Regions from separate parts of the Homo sapiens genome. Here region 2 is linked to region 1. Evidence: read pairs that join two places in POLR2A ChIA-PET (ENCODE). Cell type or tissue: IMR-90. All regions are shown on one strand.

The links. Peaks named below come from ENCODE experiments on the same cell type or tissue, not always from the same donor. Only the 100,000 strongest peaks of a DNase experiment are listed, where the experiment ranks them.
Region 2: POLR2A ChIA-PET joins it to region 1 with 5 read pairs; 2 of 35 experiments call an interaction of 5 or more read pairs at or near these places.

The regions. Positions count from the first base shown.
Region 1 is chr6:15,458,603-15,466,602 of GRCh38, forward strand. All of the region lies in intron 4 of JARID2 (jumonji and AT-rich interaction domain containing 2), which reads left to right. Among named protein-coding and RNA genes, the nearest start is that of DTNBP1-AS1, 83 kb to the right of the region's middle. RefSeq lists an enhancer at 2,371-3,028. In IMR-90, a CTCF peak has its summit at 5,877 (motif pointing left); no DNase peak of the experiment used is centred here; H3K27ac peaks cover 432 bases.
Region 2 is chr6:15,160,035-15,168,034 of GRCh38, forward strand. LOC105374946 (a long non-coding RNA gene) reads right to left here. Exons shown (of 3, transcript XR_926520.1): 2 at 985-1,168. Among named protein-coding and RNA genes, the nearest start is that of JARID2-DT, 81 kb to the right of the region's middle. In IMR-90, no CTCF peak of the experiment used is centred here; no DNase peak of the experiment used is centred here; H3K27me3 peaks cover 149 bases.

The sequences.
Region 1 (8,000 bases):
ATTAGACACAGGAAAGCAGTATTGGTGGTGGGTGAAATTGAGGATATAACAATAAATGCGTGAAAATGCTGGGATAGAAGTGTGTACCCATTAAAGCAGGAAGGGAGAGGCCCTGGGATGGCTGCAAAGGAATGCTGACATTTGCTGCGGGTCTCCGCGTTACAGTGCATTAGGAATCTTTGCAGAAAGAGGATAGTGCTGGGAAGGGGTTCTGCAGAAGCAACTGCCAAGGCATGGATTGATGTTGGAGGTCCTGGAGTTAAAGCAAGAAAGTTAGGATAAGCCTCAGATTCTGCATGCCCTGGGCTAGTTACTGGAGTATCCCTTGGCGTTCTTCAAGTCAGGGGTGACATCATAATACACCTATGAGGTTAGGAAGATGTTACTGGCAGCTCTGCAGAAAATCGATTGAGGCTGCAGGGAGTTCTTTCTAGGGGCATTGGCAGAAGGCTGGCATGTCTTGGGCAGATGATTTAAATATTTCTCAGCCTGAGCTTCCTCATCTGCGAAATGGATATTCTAGAGTCTATAGCACATAGTTGTTGCAGAGCTAATGGGTATGAAATAGCCCAGAATTGATACCTGAGGCGATCATCCACATATAGGCATCCTTTGATAACTCAGAGGACTGATTTATGGACCTCCTTTTGATACCAAAATTCATGGATACTCAAGTCCATTATGTAACATGGCACATGGTATTTGCATGTATGCACATCCTCCTGTATACTTTAAATCATCTCTTGATTACTTATAATACCTAATACAATGTAAATGCTGTGTAAATTTGTTAGATAATATTGTTTAGAGAATAATTACAAGGAAAAAAAGAGTCTGTATGTGTTCAGTAGAGATGCAACCGTCCCTTTTTTTACCTGAATGTTTTTGATCGACAGTTGGTTGATTCCATGGGTGCAGAAGTGTCTGATACAGAGGTCCAACTGTACATTTATTTACCATTTTTTCCAGTGAATTGAGGCAGAGGTAGTGGAGAGGAAGATTATTAGATTTTGGATTTAGGTGGAACTGTCTAAAAGACCAGCTGAATCGGCCACAGGTAATAGAAGAGACAGCCAACCTGTGGTGTTTTTTCTAAAGAGCGTTGCTGGCCTCATTGGCAAGGAACACATATTTTGATGTGGTCCTAGCCTTGAGTATTGAGGACTAGGATTTCTAAGTAGGGCAAATGCAAAAGCCTGGGGTGATTTAGAGGTCACAGAATGAAAGGGGATTAACCTGCCAGAAAGCAATTAAGTAATCCCCCAATTGCAAGGAACACTATGGTGCTAATAATGAGCTTCCTTGAGCAAAATGGGAATACTTTACATTATGTAAACTCTTTGGGGAGGAAATCACACTGTCTCCAGTGGTACACAACTTTTTTTGAGGGTCTCTGGGAGTTGTTGCATCTTAGTTTTTGAGAGCAGCAGTAGTGAAAGTGTATGTTTGAGAACGGTGTCATCACTGCCTAGGGGCTTTCAGTGGCCTTAACGTTCTGCATATGCTTGGTTTTCTCCTAGAGTCAGTTACCTGTTTCATTTGTTGGGATAGTTTATCAGTTAATAATGAAGAAATCTGAAACCCTGAAATTTTTGAGGTCTGAGGAGGGGAAGGATGGATCACTTTTATTGGCCCTGTGACGTTGATCAGATGTTATTAATAAGACTGTAGGTCATTTTGCTGTGAGGATTCTCCCTGCTACAGGCCAGCTGGCCTCTGACCATGTTGTGCCCTCCCTGAAGATAAGGCAGGCTTCCTTTTTGCTGCCAGTGAGTACTGGCACAGATTCAGTAGTACTTCTCAGAGTCATCTCTGGCCTTCTCCTTACTTTCTAGAGAGTCCTTGAGTCTTTCTGAAATCCACTTAGAGAACATGGAAATAAGACTTTAAGTATGGCAGTGCTGTTTTGTTGGCCAAGCACCTTGCTGACTGAAGGGGTTTCATTTATAGCACTAAAGTCCCTGGTGTCTGTGTCCCGCAGGGAAGTTGAGTATTCAGCTTCTCCATTGGGAACTGAGGAAGGCCTCACATGATTCGCACAAAGACTGTTGTCTGTAGTGGCTGTTAGAATGCTCATTTTGTTGTTGTTGTTGTTGTTGTTGTTGTTTTGTTTTTTGAGACGAAGTCTCCCACCCTGTGTCACCCAGGCTGGAGTGCAGTGGCGTGATCTCGGCTCACTGCAACCTCCGCCTCCCATGTTCAAGGTATTCTCCTGTCTCAGCATCCTGAGTAGTTGGGAATACAGACGTGCCCCACCACACCCAGCTAATTTTTGTATTTTTAGTAGAGACGGGGTTTCACCATGTTGACCAGACTGGTCTTGAACTCCTGACCTCAGGGTATCTGCCCACCTTGGCCTCCCAAAGTGCTGGGATTACAGGCGTGAGCCACTGCACCCAGCCAGAATGTTCACTTTCTTACTGGTTTCTTCTTCTCCACTTGAGATAATACCGTGATGGCTTGAGCACCATCATGGCTGCTGCTATGTGGTATGATTTCTATATTCAGTGAGATGAAGCGAACCATAGATAGACCTTGTGGCATTTGACTGGGTGTGTATTTGAATGTGTTTTAAATTGCCAGTGCAGACAACAATATAGGAAGGGTTGTAAGGGGAACGTTACAGTTTTCAATGACAAAGATGCTAGATTAGCGTGGGAATAGGAGATTGGGAGGGAAGGTGGTATGATAACCATTGTATTCTCCTTGTGAAGTCCCACATGTTAATTGCACTTGCAGATAGAATACTACCCTAATGTCGGGAATTTCCTATTTGTGGGATTAGATAGGCACACCTGGGTGCTTGTTTGCACTAGTTCTTGAGAGCTGTAATCCAGGAGGAGGAGGGAGGGTTGCTGAAGGAAAGACTGGCCATGCATCTAGGAGGTCATTGCGTCATCCCTCCTTGTTCCTTAACAAAGACCAAAGGTTCAGCTTATTCTAACCATTGAGTTCATTTTGCATTTTCATCCCCTGTCTCCCAGATTCTGGTCACCAACCAATCTAGTTACTTTCCTATTTGGGAAAGAAGATATGCTGTCACCTATGGAAAGAATGACAGTATGATTTTATACCTATGAGCATAATAATATCACCTTACTGTGAGTCACTCAGCTTGCTTTTGCCTATGTTTGGAGCCATAAAAATGTTTCGACTGAAGACATTATGCTCTGTATACAGTTGAGTAACCTCGAGTCTCATGGCAAGTAAGCATCTCCCAGAGCCATGGCCTCATCCTGGAGTCTTGGATCCCATGTAGAGTCCCTTCAGTGATGGTATCTTTTTTTTTTTTTGGAAATACCTATTTAAAAAGAAGTACATTCCCAAGATGAGCATGATTGGATAGGCACCTCCGTATTCAGTAAGGAATAGGGATTCCCTTTGTGTTTTGCTCATGCTATTGAGGGCTGCTTCCCTATCTCTGCTACACAAATCCCTCTTCATACCAGAAAGGACATTAAGTGAACGTTTTACATTCATTTTAATTTTAACCATTACCTTTCCTTTAGGGCAATTGATAGTAATTTTGTCTTGATACAATGGAGATAAATTATTTAAGACATGAATGCAAGTCACCTTACAGATAATAATAGCACATGGAGCATCTGGATCTGGCAAATACTTTTAGGATGGTAGGCAAATGAATGCGAATTGGGAAATTCTGTTTTAATTTCTTCCCTAATAAGTTGTAAAGTCAGACCAGGAATGGGCAGAGATTGGCACTGGACATGTTATATTTGTCCCAAAGTCTTTTAGGGAAGTTTGTGTTTACATGTTGTGCATGCATGAACATGTGAGATGAATGTAGACAGCTGCCCTGTTTGAGTCTCTGGTGCTTTGAACAGTGCTGATACATACATACGTAGATTGATGCACTAGGGTATTTGGGTGCAACTGCTTTCTTCTGTGACTTCTTTCATCTTCTATCCGTTGCCCAAGTCCCTGCCAGCTCACTTTGAAGTTTTGTTTCTTAATTTGATAGTCGGGGTTGATTACTTTTCATTCTGTTTATGTATCCCGAAGATGAAACACAAACTCAGTGGGCCAGCCCCATGGTAATTGGGTCAAGCAATAGAATTTGACTCTGCAGCTAAATGACAGTGCACAGGGAATCCCTCTAGGGTCTTTCCAAAATACAGCCAAGCGATGTTTCGCTGCTTAAGATCAAGAACTGATCGAGGGAGGGAAGATAATGGGCAGGAGGGCTTGTCTGTGTACATGATTCATAGAGAAGAATCCAATTTTATAGAAACCACAGCCTAAATTAGAGAAAGCAAGCTTTTGGATTAAAATGATCTCTGTTGTTGTTGTAACATACCACAGTTTGATTTTTGTCCAGATGAAAACATTTGGTTTGCACTTCAGTAAATATTGTGGAGACATTGCCAGCTAATTCTGAAAAGTAATGAAATACGGCTTTGGCAAAGAGCAGATGCATTCCGTACTCTGATTGCTCTTATCTGATCCAAGTTCAGATTTTTTTTACATTTGCTAATGCACTTGAATAATCGGGAGAGAAAATCTGCCTGTAATTTTAATAGGAAACTGTCTATATTGACTATACTTTTATAATGACCACCCATAAAGTCTTCCCCTGCTCCCCCTGAAAAAAATCCCACACAATTCCCAAACCTCTAAAACATACAGCTTTTGTTGGTTACTTTTCTAAAATGAGAGTTTGTAAAGGAGTGATATGATGTGGTGTTCCATGTGAGGAGTCAGCCTCTCTCACTTGCTAAATAATGTGAACAGAGCTTGTGTTTTTGCCATGCAGAGTCCACCCCTGAGAACGCAAGGTCATGTGGGGTTGTGGAGCCCTTTCCTTTTTTTTTTTTTTTTTTTTCCGAGGTGGAGTTGCCCTCTTGTTGCCCAAGCTGGAGGGCAATGGCACAGTTTCAGCTCATTGCAACCTCTGCCTGCTGGGTTCAAGTGATTCTCCTGCTTCAGCCTCCCTAGTAGCTGGGATTACAGGCATCTGTCACCATGCCCAGCTAATTTTTATATTTTTTAGTAGAGATGGAGTTTCGCCACGTGGGCCTGGCTAGTCTCGAACTCCTGACCTCAGGTGATCCTTCTGCCTTGACCTCCCAAAGTGCTGGGATTACAGGTGTGAGCCACCCTGCCCAGCCTGTTCTGTTTTCAAATACGTCTGCTAGATACGAAGTTTCTACCGACTCAGCACAATATAATTACGTAATGCATCCATTCACCCATTTCATACTGAGAAATATGCAATAGTTTTCTCCAGTGATAAACACCCTGGGCTGCTATCTGACTTGAGGGGTTTGAAATATCCTTTCTTTCATCCTGTTTGTATTGAGCAGATTCTTCCTCCTCTGCATTTATTTCTAAATGAGATAATCAAGCTGGTATGTAGGTAAAGAGGAAATAAATGCTCTTTATATAAATGTCTTAATTAATTTTAGTTTCTTAGATGCTTTGTGTCTTATGCATTTGAGGTTGTTATTTAGCTATTTTCTAGATATTAGTCCTTTTCTATCGCTGTGACCATTTTTACTTTGGCATGAAATAAGAGATGATCTTACTGCATTTGTCTCGAGGAGAAAAAAAGAACCTACTTTGGCTTCATTTTTACCAATTCTGTGGCTTCTCTGGGTCTGGAATGCCAGTTTGACCCCTCTGTGATTTTACAAGTGGACATTCCAGCAGAATTCTTAGAGGGATTTACAGCAACCACGTGGTGACAGAGCAATGGCATGTGCAGCGTTAGACTCTGTTGGCTTTATTCTTTTGTACCTACTTCTGTTTGTCTATGACGTTGATGAGATGGACAGGTATGAGGGTGCCCGACCAAATTCTGGAGGTCTGTTCCTTCTAGGGGAGATGCCAGTTGTTCATGAGTGCTCCCCCTGGTGGATGGGTGATGGATTGGCCGTGGCCCTTGGAGGATGATGCCAAGGAGGACAGTCAGGCCATATCCAGGCTTGGGGAGACAGTGTTGTCCTTGTGGGGTACCCCCCAGTGAGAAGAAGGGGTACAAGCTTAACCTCTGAACTAAGGGTACTCTGGTGGTGGTTAACTGACCTCCTCCCCTGGAGTTCATTTTTATTCTGCTTCAATCCCTTTCCTACACTTTCCCTTTTCCCAGTCTTCCTTCCATTCAACATATTACCTCCTGATTCCCCATCTGATTTACGAATCCTTCATTACCCATTTTTCTTTGTTGATTCTTTACCTTTAGATCCAGACCAACATGCCAATTACCTGAATAGAAGCAGAATCATCTTCTAGGTTGAAAACAATCCTTTTTTCCTGTGTCCCCATATGTAGAAGAAATTGTGTTCTTTCTTACCTCTGACTTCAGGGCCAGTTCCATCAGAGGGACTTACTACTATTATAAGGTTTTACTTTGAGAGCAAGTTCCTCAGAATTGCCCTTATTCCTCACTGGTCTTCTATTTCTAATCTTTCTTCCATTTTAGCCCCTCACTTTCTTTCCCAGCACCCAGCAGGTCACATCACATATTCGTATTTGCCGAGGAGCCATTAAAACAAATCCATTCATAATGTTGGTTGTTTTCTGCTTTTGTTAAAAAATTATCGTCTATGGGCCGGGCATGGTGGCTCACTCCTGTAATCCCAGTGCTATGGGAGATCAGGTGGGAAGATCACTTGAGGTCAGGAGTTTGAGACAAGCCTCGGCAATGTAGCGAGATCCCGTTCCTACAAAAAATGAAAAAATTATCTGGGTTTGGTGGTGTGCACCTGTAGTCCCAGCTACAGGAGGCTGAGGTGGGAGGATCACTTGTGGCCAGGAGGTCGAGGCTGTAGTGAGTCATGATCACACCACTGCATTCCAGCCTGGGCGACAGAGTGATTTCTTGTCTCAAACAATATCTTATCCTTTGTAGATATCAACAAAGTCTGGATGCTGAACTGAGCGTCTAGATATTTTCTCCATTTTAGTTCTTTGCAACATAAACTCAATCCTCACCCTAACATAAACTCAATCCTCACCCTTTCTCTCAACATCTTGAGTGCAAGGAATGTGATATTTGCTTCATGCTGCTTCTCTAATGTTTGAGTTTTTAAAAAAATCCTCAACAGATCCTGTTAAGTGGAAGTTAATTCCTTATTTCTAATGTGCTTCACATGGATTTTTACCTGATTCTCTTTGAATCTTAGAATATTTTTATTGGATCTTACTGCTGTATTTTTTTTGTTGCTGTTTGTTTGTTTGTTTGTTTGTTTGTTTTTTTGAGACGGAGTCTTGTTCTGTCGCCCAGCCTGGAGTGCAGTGGCATGATCTCGGCTCACTGCAACCTTCGCCTCCCGGGTTCAAGTGATTCTCCTGTCTCAGCCTCCCGAGTAGCTGGGATTACAGACATGCATCACCATGCCCAGCTAGTTTTTGTATTTTTAGTAGAGACGGGGTTTCACCATATTGGCCAGGCTGGTCTCGAACTCCTGACCTCAGGTGCACCACCCGCCTTGGCTTCCCAAAGTGCTGGGATTACAGGCGTGAGCCACCACGCCCAGCCTTATTGCTGTATTTTTATATTGCTCTCACATGGCCTCATTTGTGGAGTTTATTTCCTTTGCAACAGAGGGGAGAGAGGAAGGCTGGAGGGGTGATGGCCCTCCTCTTGAAATACATGCCTGTAACAGCTTTCCCTCCTGCTTCTCCTGTTTCCTTCTGAAAAATGGTTGAATTGGCTGCAGAAGTTTCTATTAGAAAGATCTACACAAGAACCTGCTGTTTTTATACCAATCCATCGTTTGGATTTCAGCTGCTAGTCATTGCCTCCAAGATACAGTATAGGAAGGTTGTTCTTTAAAAGAAATTAAGCATGGATATTTTTATCTGGGAGGAACTATTTAACCTATCCCATCTCCTTTTAGAAGAGGGAAATTTAATGGCAGAGTCTAAAACTTACAAGTTCTCTCCTAATGGTATGACTGACAGCATGTGTTAGATCGATAGTAAAATAATTTGAATATTTTTTGAGTGCTGTAGTTACTCTTGTTTTTTCATAAATA
Region 2 (8,000 bases), 300 kb before region 1:
TGTTGTTGGTTTGCTTTGTTTTGTTTTGAAACGGAGTCACTCTGTCACCAAGGCTGGAGTGCAGTGGCGCGATCTCGGCTCACTGCAACCACCACCTCCCAGGTTCAAGCAATTCTCCTGCCTCAGCCTCTCGAATAGCTGGGACTACAGGCAAATGCCACCACACCCGGGTAATTTTTTTTTTTTTTTGTATTATTAGTAGAGACAGGGGTTTCACCATGTTGGCCAGGCTGGTCTCGAACTCCTGACCTCAGATGATCTGCCCACCTCAGTCTCCCAAAGTGCTGGGATTACAGGCAGGCGTGAGCCAGTGTGCCCAGCCATTTTTGTTTATGTTTTGTAGAGACAAGGTCTCACTATGTTGCCCAGGCTGGTCTTGAACTCTTGGACTCAAGCAATCCTTCCTGTTTGGCCTCCCAAAGTGCTGGGATTACAGGCCTTTGCCACCACGCCTGGTGGGAATGCTTATTTCAGCAAGTAGAGGACTCACTTGGGCTCTGGGTGACTCGGAAGCAAAGCCACATACAACTGTCATCACTGTCACCTGTGTCAGCATACTATTTGCATTTGTTTTTTTCTCCTCTTTTCCATTGTTTATTTGTCATACTTACTTGGTTCATGTTATAGAAAATATATTTTCTTGGGAAAGAAGAAGACATTATAGTATAGTGTTAAAACTCCAGGTTTATTTATTTATAAAGAATGATTGTGTCATCATTAGGAATTTTAGTGTGAATTCTATGCTGGGTTGCCCATTTGATAGTAAGTGAATTTCAGATGAAGTCAGTTCTAAGACAATAATTCACTTCTGGGCCCTCAAAGTCAGTGCCCAACTCAGTTCTTTTTAATATCAATGGGATGTATTCATTAGCCAGAGTTAAAATAATCTAAAAACTTCTTCCAACAAAATAATTGGATTGAAATAACATCCAGAGTGGTTAGACTGGAAAAAAAAAGGCATTATTCAATTTCCAAATATAGTACCTTGAATAATAAAATGATCTCATTCTTGTTTTATTGTGGGTATTGCTTCATAATTGTCCTTAATGTTCATTCTTTATTTCTTCTTGGGAAGATCAGAAAGGGGTGACTGAAGTAGAAGCGAAGTCAGCAACTTATCTTCAGGCATAACTACTTTTCCTGTATCCTGAACCCTCGAGAGGGATTTCTGAAGAAAGAAAGAGAAAAATTACACCTTATCCAATGGAATGTAGAGAGTTGGAAATAAAAAGGCCTTAAAAATTGTAACACATATCTTTCTGGCTTATGACCACATTTTCTAACATCTGTTGAGGGACATTTTCTGACCGAAAGGCCTGTCAGTATCAATAAGGAGAGACGCTTTCCTCATTGTTCTAGAATCTACAGTGTCCAGGGTTATTGAAATGCATATATACTGCAGTTCATAGCAAAGGATGGAGAGCGGGAGTGAAGAGGGAAGGGAAAGAGGAGCAGGGATTAAAGTGTGGAGTCGCCCCTGGCCCTGCTTTGAACTCTCACTGGCTTTTTGGAACTTAATCAAGATCAAACAGGCAGTTGCCGCCAGCTCAAGGCCTCTGGTTCTCTATAATTTTTGGAGTAGATTTTGAGGTTACGATTATGACGTTTTGTGGTAACTTTAAACTGGAAAGTATTGCATTCACCTTTTATATTCCCCAAAGAAAGAAGAAATGCCCAGCCATGTAATGAAACTCCTTTCCATCTGACCATTGTGTTAGGAACAGATTTCACACTAAGCAAATCTTTGCAACCAGACTCAAATGTTTCCCATTACAGCCGTGCACAGGTATCAGTGTGCAAGGGGCTGCTGCAGAGTGTGCAATTCTCCCAGCAAAATGCACACACTTGGTGGCTTGGATAGAGTATCAAAATCATATCCACGGTTGAAAATTTGTTTGCACTTGTGATCACCACACCTTAGAGCCCAAACGATAAGAACACAGGCCGGGCGTGGTGGCTCACGCCTGTAATCCCATCGCTTTGGGAGGCCAAGGGGTGGGGGTGGGGGTGGGGGCGCCGATCACGAAGTCAGGAGTTCAAGACCAGCCTGACCAACATAGTGAAACCCCATCTCTACTAAAAATACAAAAATTAGCCAAGCATGGTGGCACACACCTGTAGTCCCAACTACTCGGGAGTCTGAGGCAGGAGAATTGCTTGAACCCGGGAGGCAGAAGTTGTAGTGAGCCAAGATCGCGCCACTGTACTCCAGCCTGGGTGACAGAGCAAGACCCCGTCTCAAAAAATAAATAAATAAATAAATAAATAAGAACACAAATTCCATAAATTGTTTTGAAAAAAAATCTGATTTCACATAACATACATGGCTCAAATTGTTGCAGCCTTAATTCCTTGAATAAGAATTGCTCATTTGCCACGTCTACAACATATCTTACTAGAATCCTTCACAGTTTAGCAACTTGTGCTTCCCTGTAAAACCAGCGCTAAAAAGTGACTTTTTTTTTTTTTGAGATGGAGTCTCGCTCTGTTGCCCAGGCTGGAGTGCACTGGTGAGATCTTGGCTCACTGCAACCTCTGCTTCCTGGGTTCCAGCGATTCTCATGCCTCAGCCTCCCAGGTAGCTGGGACTACAGGCGTGTACCACCATGACTGGCTAGTTTTTGTATTTTTATTAGAGAATTGGTTTCACCATGTTGTCCAGGCTGGTCTCAAACTCTTGACCTCAAGTGATCCACCTGCCTCGGCCTCCCAAAGTGCTGGGATTACAGGTGTGAGCCACCGTGCCTGGCCTCAACAGAAAGTTTCAATCTACCACAATATAATTGTTACCGTGGTTTTAGGGGAAATTTCCTTCCCCTTCACCTTGTCTCAGAGTAACATTAAAAACACTCAGTTCTTATAAAATAGCTACAGACTACAGCCTTTGAAGCCAAATTAAAGCCATGATGTATAACTAAAATAATGCTAATGAGAACAGAAACAATAGCAGTTATAAGATGCTCTTATTGGCCGGGCATGGTGGTTCACGCCTGTAATCCCAGCACTTTGGGAGGCTGAGGCGGATGGATCACCTGAGGTAGGGAGTTCGAGACCAGCCTGGCCAACATGGGGAAACCCCGTCTCTACTGAAAATAAAAATATCAGCTGGGCGTGGTCGCGGGTGCCTGTAATCCCAGCTACTTGGGAGGCTGAGTAACGAGAATCGCTTGAACCCGGGAGGCGGACGTTGTAGTGAGCCAAGATTGGCTACTGCACTCCTGCCTGGGCGACAAGAGCGAGACTCCATCTCACAAAAAAAAAGATACTCTTATCAAAGACTTCAGTAAAGTTCATAAATGGCATCTTATGAATCCTTTTTGAATAGCAGGCATTGTTATCTCCATGTTATCGGATGGGGAACCAAGACATTCAAAGATAACTTGCCAAGGTCATCAGATTCCTCAGAGCCACACCAAAACAGAAAGCCATAATGGTGTATGCTGCCTTGGTCCTCTGGGGTGTGTCTTTTAGAACTTCATGCTGGAGTCCATCTTACATTCTCAACTCAGAAGCCAACTTGGTTTGCATACATACTGGGAGTAACTTTGCTTTTTGTTTGTTTTTTAAGTAGATATGGGGTCTCACTATGTTGCCCAGGCTGGTCTCAAACTCCTATCTTCAAGCCAGCCTTCTGCCTTGGCCTCCCAAAGTACTAGGATTACATTCATAAGCCACCATGCCCACCCTAGGAGTAACTTTGGTACAAAATTGCTGGGCGCAGTGGCTCACGCCTGTAATCCCAGCACTTTGGGAGGCCGAGGCAGGCGGATCACGAGATCAGGAGATCAAGACCATCCTGGCTAACACGGTGAAACCCCGTCTCTACTAAAAGTACAAAAAATTAGCCGGACGTGGTGGCGGGCACCTGTAATCCCAGCTACTTGGGAGGCTGAGGCAGGAGAATGGCGTGAACCCAGGAGGTGGAGCTTGCAGTGAGCCGAGATCGTGCCACTGCACTCCAGCCTGGGCAACTGAGCGAGACTCCGTTTCAAAAAAAGAAAAAAAAAAGAGAAAATTTACTGACCTAGGAAAGAGAGAAAGAGAGAATAGAGAGAGAAAAATAAAGGCTATCTGTGACTCCTCAAAGAAGTTATTTCTATAAATGTCCAATAGGAGATCATTTTCAGAGTCTTTTACAGCTTCAGCATAATTGAGTACAACTTGCATGACTCAAATACACACTTCTATCCTGAAAATATCCTTTTCTATAATAATTTCATATTTTTGTTTCGTTTTGTTTTTAAGACAGGGTTTCTTTCACTCCTGCCACCCAGGCTGGAGTGCAGTGGCGCCATCTTGGCTTACGGCAACTTCTGCCTCCCTGGCTCAAGTGATTCTCCTGCCGTAGCCTCCCAAGTAGCTAGGACCACAGGCACGCGTGCCACCATGCCCAGCTAATTTTTGTATTTTTTGTAAAGACAGGGTTTCACCATGTTGCCCAGGCTGGTCTTGCACTCCTGAACTCAAGCGATCCGCCCACCTTGGCCTCCCAAAATGATGGGATTGCATACGTGAGCCACCAAGCCCAGCCTCGGCATTTTAAATTATGTTGAATACTTTCTCCTGAGATCCCAAATTTGGTACAATAGACATTAATATTTAAAACTGACAGTTGTAGCCGGGTGCGGTGGCTCAGGCCTGTAACCCCAGCACATTGGGAGGCCGAGGCGGGGGGATCACCTGAGGTCAGGAGTTTGAGACCAGCCTGACCAACATGAAGAAACCCCTGTCTCTACTAAAAATACAAAATTAGCTGGGCGTGGTGGTACATGCCTATAATCCCAGCTACTCAGGAGGCTGAGGCAGGAGAATAGCTTGAACCTGGAAGGCGGAGGTTGCGGTGAGCTGAGATGGCGCCATTGCACTCCAGCCTGGGTAACAAGAGCAAAACTCCGTCTCAAAAAAAAAAATAAAATAAAATAAAAAATAAAAATAAATAAATAAATAAATAAATAAATAAATAAAACTGACATTTGTAATTGATTTCAATATGTATTACATCATACTAAATATATCTGCTGTTCTCTTATTGTATATTGATATCAGAAAAGATTACCTGATCTCTTGCTTGAAAAAAAGAAAACATGTAGAATAAACATGCATTTTTTTTTTGAGACAGTTTCACTCTTCCGCCCAAGCTGGAGTACAACAGCACAATCTTGGCTCACTGCAACCTCTGCTTCCCTAGCTCAGGGGATCTTCCAGCCTCAGCCCCCGAAGTAGCTAGGACCATAGGCGCTTGCCCACGCCTGGCTAATTTTTGTAATTTTGGTAGAGACGGAGTTTCACCATGTTGGCCAGGCTGGTCTTGAACTCCTGAGCTCAGGTGATCCACCTACCTGGGCCTCCCAAAGTGCTGGAATTACAGGCATGAGCCACTGTGCCTAGTCAGGAGTTTCTCAGAGTTTGTATGAGATTCATCCAAAGAGCCACTCTTTCTTTTTTATTTTTATTTTTTGTTTTAATTAATTAATTTTTTTTTTTTTGAGACAGAGTCTTACTCTGTTCCCCAGGCTGGAGTGCAGTGGCATGATCTCTGCTCACCGCAACCTCTGCTTCCTGGGTTCAAGTGATTCTCCTGCCTCAGCCTCCTGAGTAGCTGGGATTACAGGCATGTGCCACCATGCCCGGCTAATTTTTGTATTTTTAGTAGAGACAGGGTTTCACCATGTTGGCCAGGCTGGTCTGGAACTCCTAACCTCAAGTGATCCACCCACGTCGGCCTCCCAAAGTGCTGAGATTACAGGTATGAACCAATTTTAATTTAAATATTTTATTTCTTTATGTGTTCAGAGTCAATAAGAATTCTCTTTCTCCTATTCTTTCCCACTTTTTATGGTCCCAATTCCAATCATCCTAGACTACCACCAAAATGTTCACTGGCTCCAGTTTAAGGTGATATTGACCTAGAAGTGTATGCATTATCAATTGTTAGACTTTCGAGGCCTAACAATTTTCCAGGGTCCAAAGGCCATCATTTGTAATGGTAGAATTTCAGCTATGTTGACGGATGGAGCCATTTTTGAAAACCAAGTCAATTCTCTTTAACTCAGGTTACAGAAGGAACTTCTTGTATGTAAGGCAAGTGCTGAATACAGATTTTGATTACTTTTCAGTTTATGTTAAAATTTCAAAGCCTAACAAAGATGAAAAGTCATCTACCAAAGAATGATGAACATTGACTCTCCGAGCCCTTGAATTCTAAACCACAGACTGATTGGAAACCCTTAGACCTCAGCGGCCCCACCCCCTATCGCACCCCCAGTGCTTCCGTTAATTAGTAGGGGTAAAGAGGGAGCCAGAAGGGAAGGGAGAACTGGGGCCTTACAATAGGATCTGTCAGGAGTCTAAGCTCCTCCTCGGAAGAAACCCTCTAGCCACAAGGATTACTGATGCCTGTAATTCTACAATTAAAGAATCATTGTTCTCTTAATAAAATGAAAATACCCTGGTGATAGTTTAAGTCTTACTCCATAACCTAATAGTATATCTCAACACCTACAACAGCAATACTTAGGATGTTTGGCAAAACTCACGATTCCTGGATGTCAACACAGAAATCACTGAATTTCGTCTTTTTTTTTTTTTTTAATTTTTTTTATTTTTATTTTTATTTTTTTGTGTGTGTGTGAGACGGAGTTTCACTCTGTCACCCAGACTGGAGTGCAGTGGCACGATCTTGGCTCACTGCAACTTCCGCCTCCTGGATTCAGGCAATTCTCTAGCCTCAGCCTCCCGAATAGCTTGGATTACAGGAGTGCACCACCATGCCCAGCTAATTTTTGTATTTTAGTAGAGGCAGGGTTTCACCATGTTGGCCAGGCTGATCTTAAACTCCTGACCTCAAGTGATCCGCCCAAACCGACCTCCCAAAATGATGGGATTACAGGCATAAGCCACCACACCCGGCCCAGAAATCACTGAATTTCTAACTCAAATTCTCATTTGATCCTTATGCACAGTGAAGTAGAACGACTTCTGGCTTAGAGCTAGAGAGAAATAAAGAGGAAGCAAGAGTAGAAGATGAAGCCCGGGCAACATAGCAAGACCTCATCTCTACAAAAAAAGAAAATGCATAAAAATTAGCGAGACATGGTGGTGTGCGCCTGTGGTCCCAGCTATTTGGGAAGCTGAGCTGAGAGGATCACAGAAGCCTGGAAAGTCAAGGCTGCAGTGAGCCCTGATCATGCCACTGCACTCCAGCCTGGGCAACAGAGCAAGACTCTGCTTCTAAGAAAAAGAATTGAAGATGTGGGATTGGGGTGAGGGGGATGTGGAATCAAAGATAAACACTCATGAATTATGGTGTATTTGACAATTTAAGCCACTCCTGAAAGGCACCGAGAAGGACCAAAAGGGAAATCAATGAGAAAAAGGAAAGGAAGGGTGCACAAATTTTATGCACCTGGCATGGACTTCTAAAATGTTGTTCTGCATTAAATAGGTCTCTACCACCTCATCAAGGAAAAAGTTTTGGTGTTGCTCTTCTTTCCTTTCCTTATTTCCTTTTTTTTTTTTTTGAGATGGAGTCTCACTCTGTCACCCAGGCTGGCGTGCAATGGCGCAATCTCAGCTCACTGCAACCTCCGCTGCCTCCCGGGCTCAAGCAATTCTCCCACCTCAGCCTCCCAAGTAGCTGGGATTACTAGCACACACCACCATGCCAGCTAATTTTTGTATTTTTGTAGAGACAGGGTTTCGCCAGGTTGGCCAGTCTGGTCTTGAACTCCTGACCTGATGTGATCTGCCCGCCTCAGCCTCCCAAAGTGCTGGGATTACAGGCATGAGCCACCGTGCCTGGCCACCCTTATTTCCTTTTTATTTAAAAAGGTTCCTTTCCATATTTAACATATAGAATTTTGCTTAGGAAATATGGGATTTGTGGAAAGTTAGGAAGGCATTTTTTACAAATAAATGCTGTGTATTAATGAATCCTACATCTTTTCCCACATTTATTTCTTCAAAGATGTCTACAAAGATAGTATTTTTGCAGGTTCTTT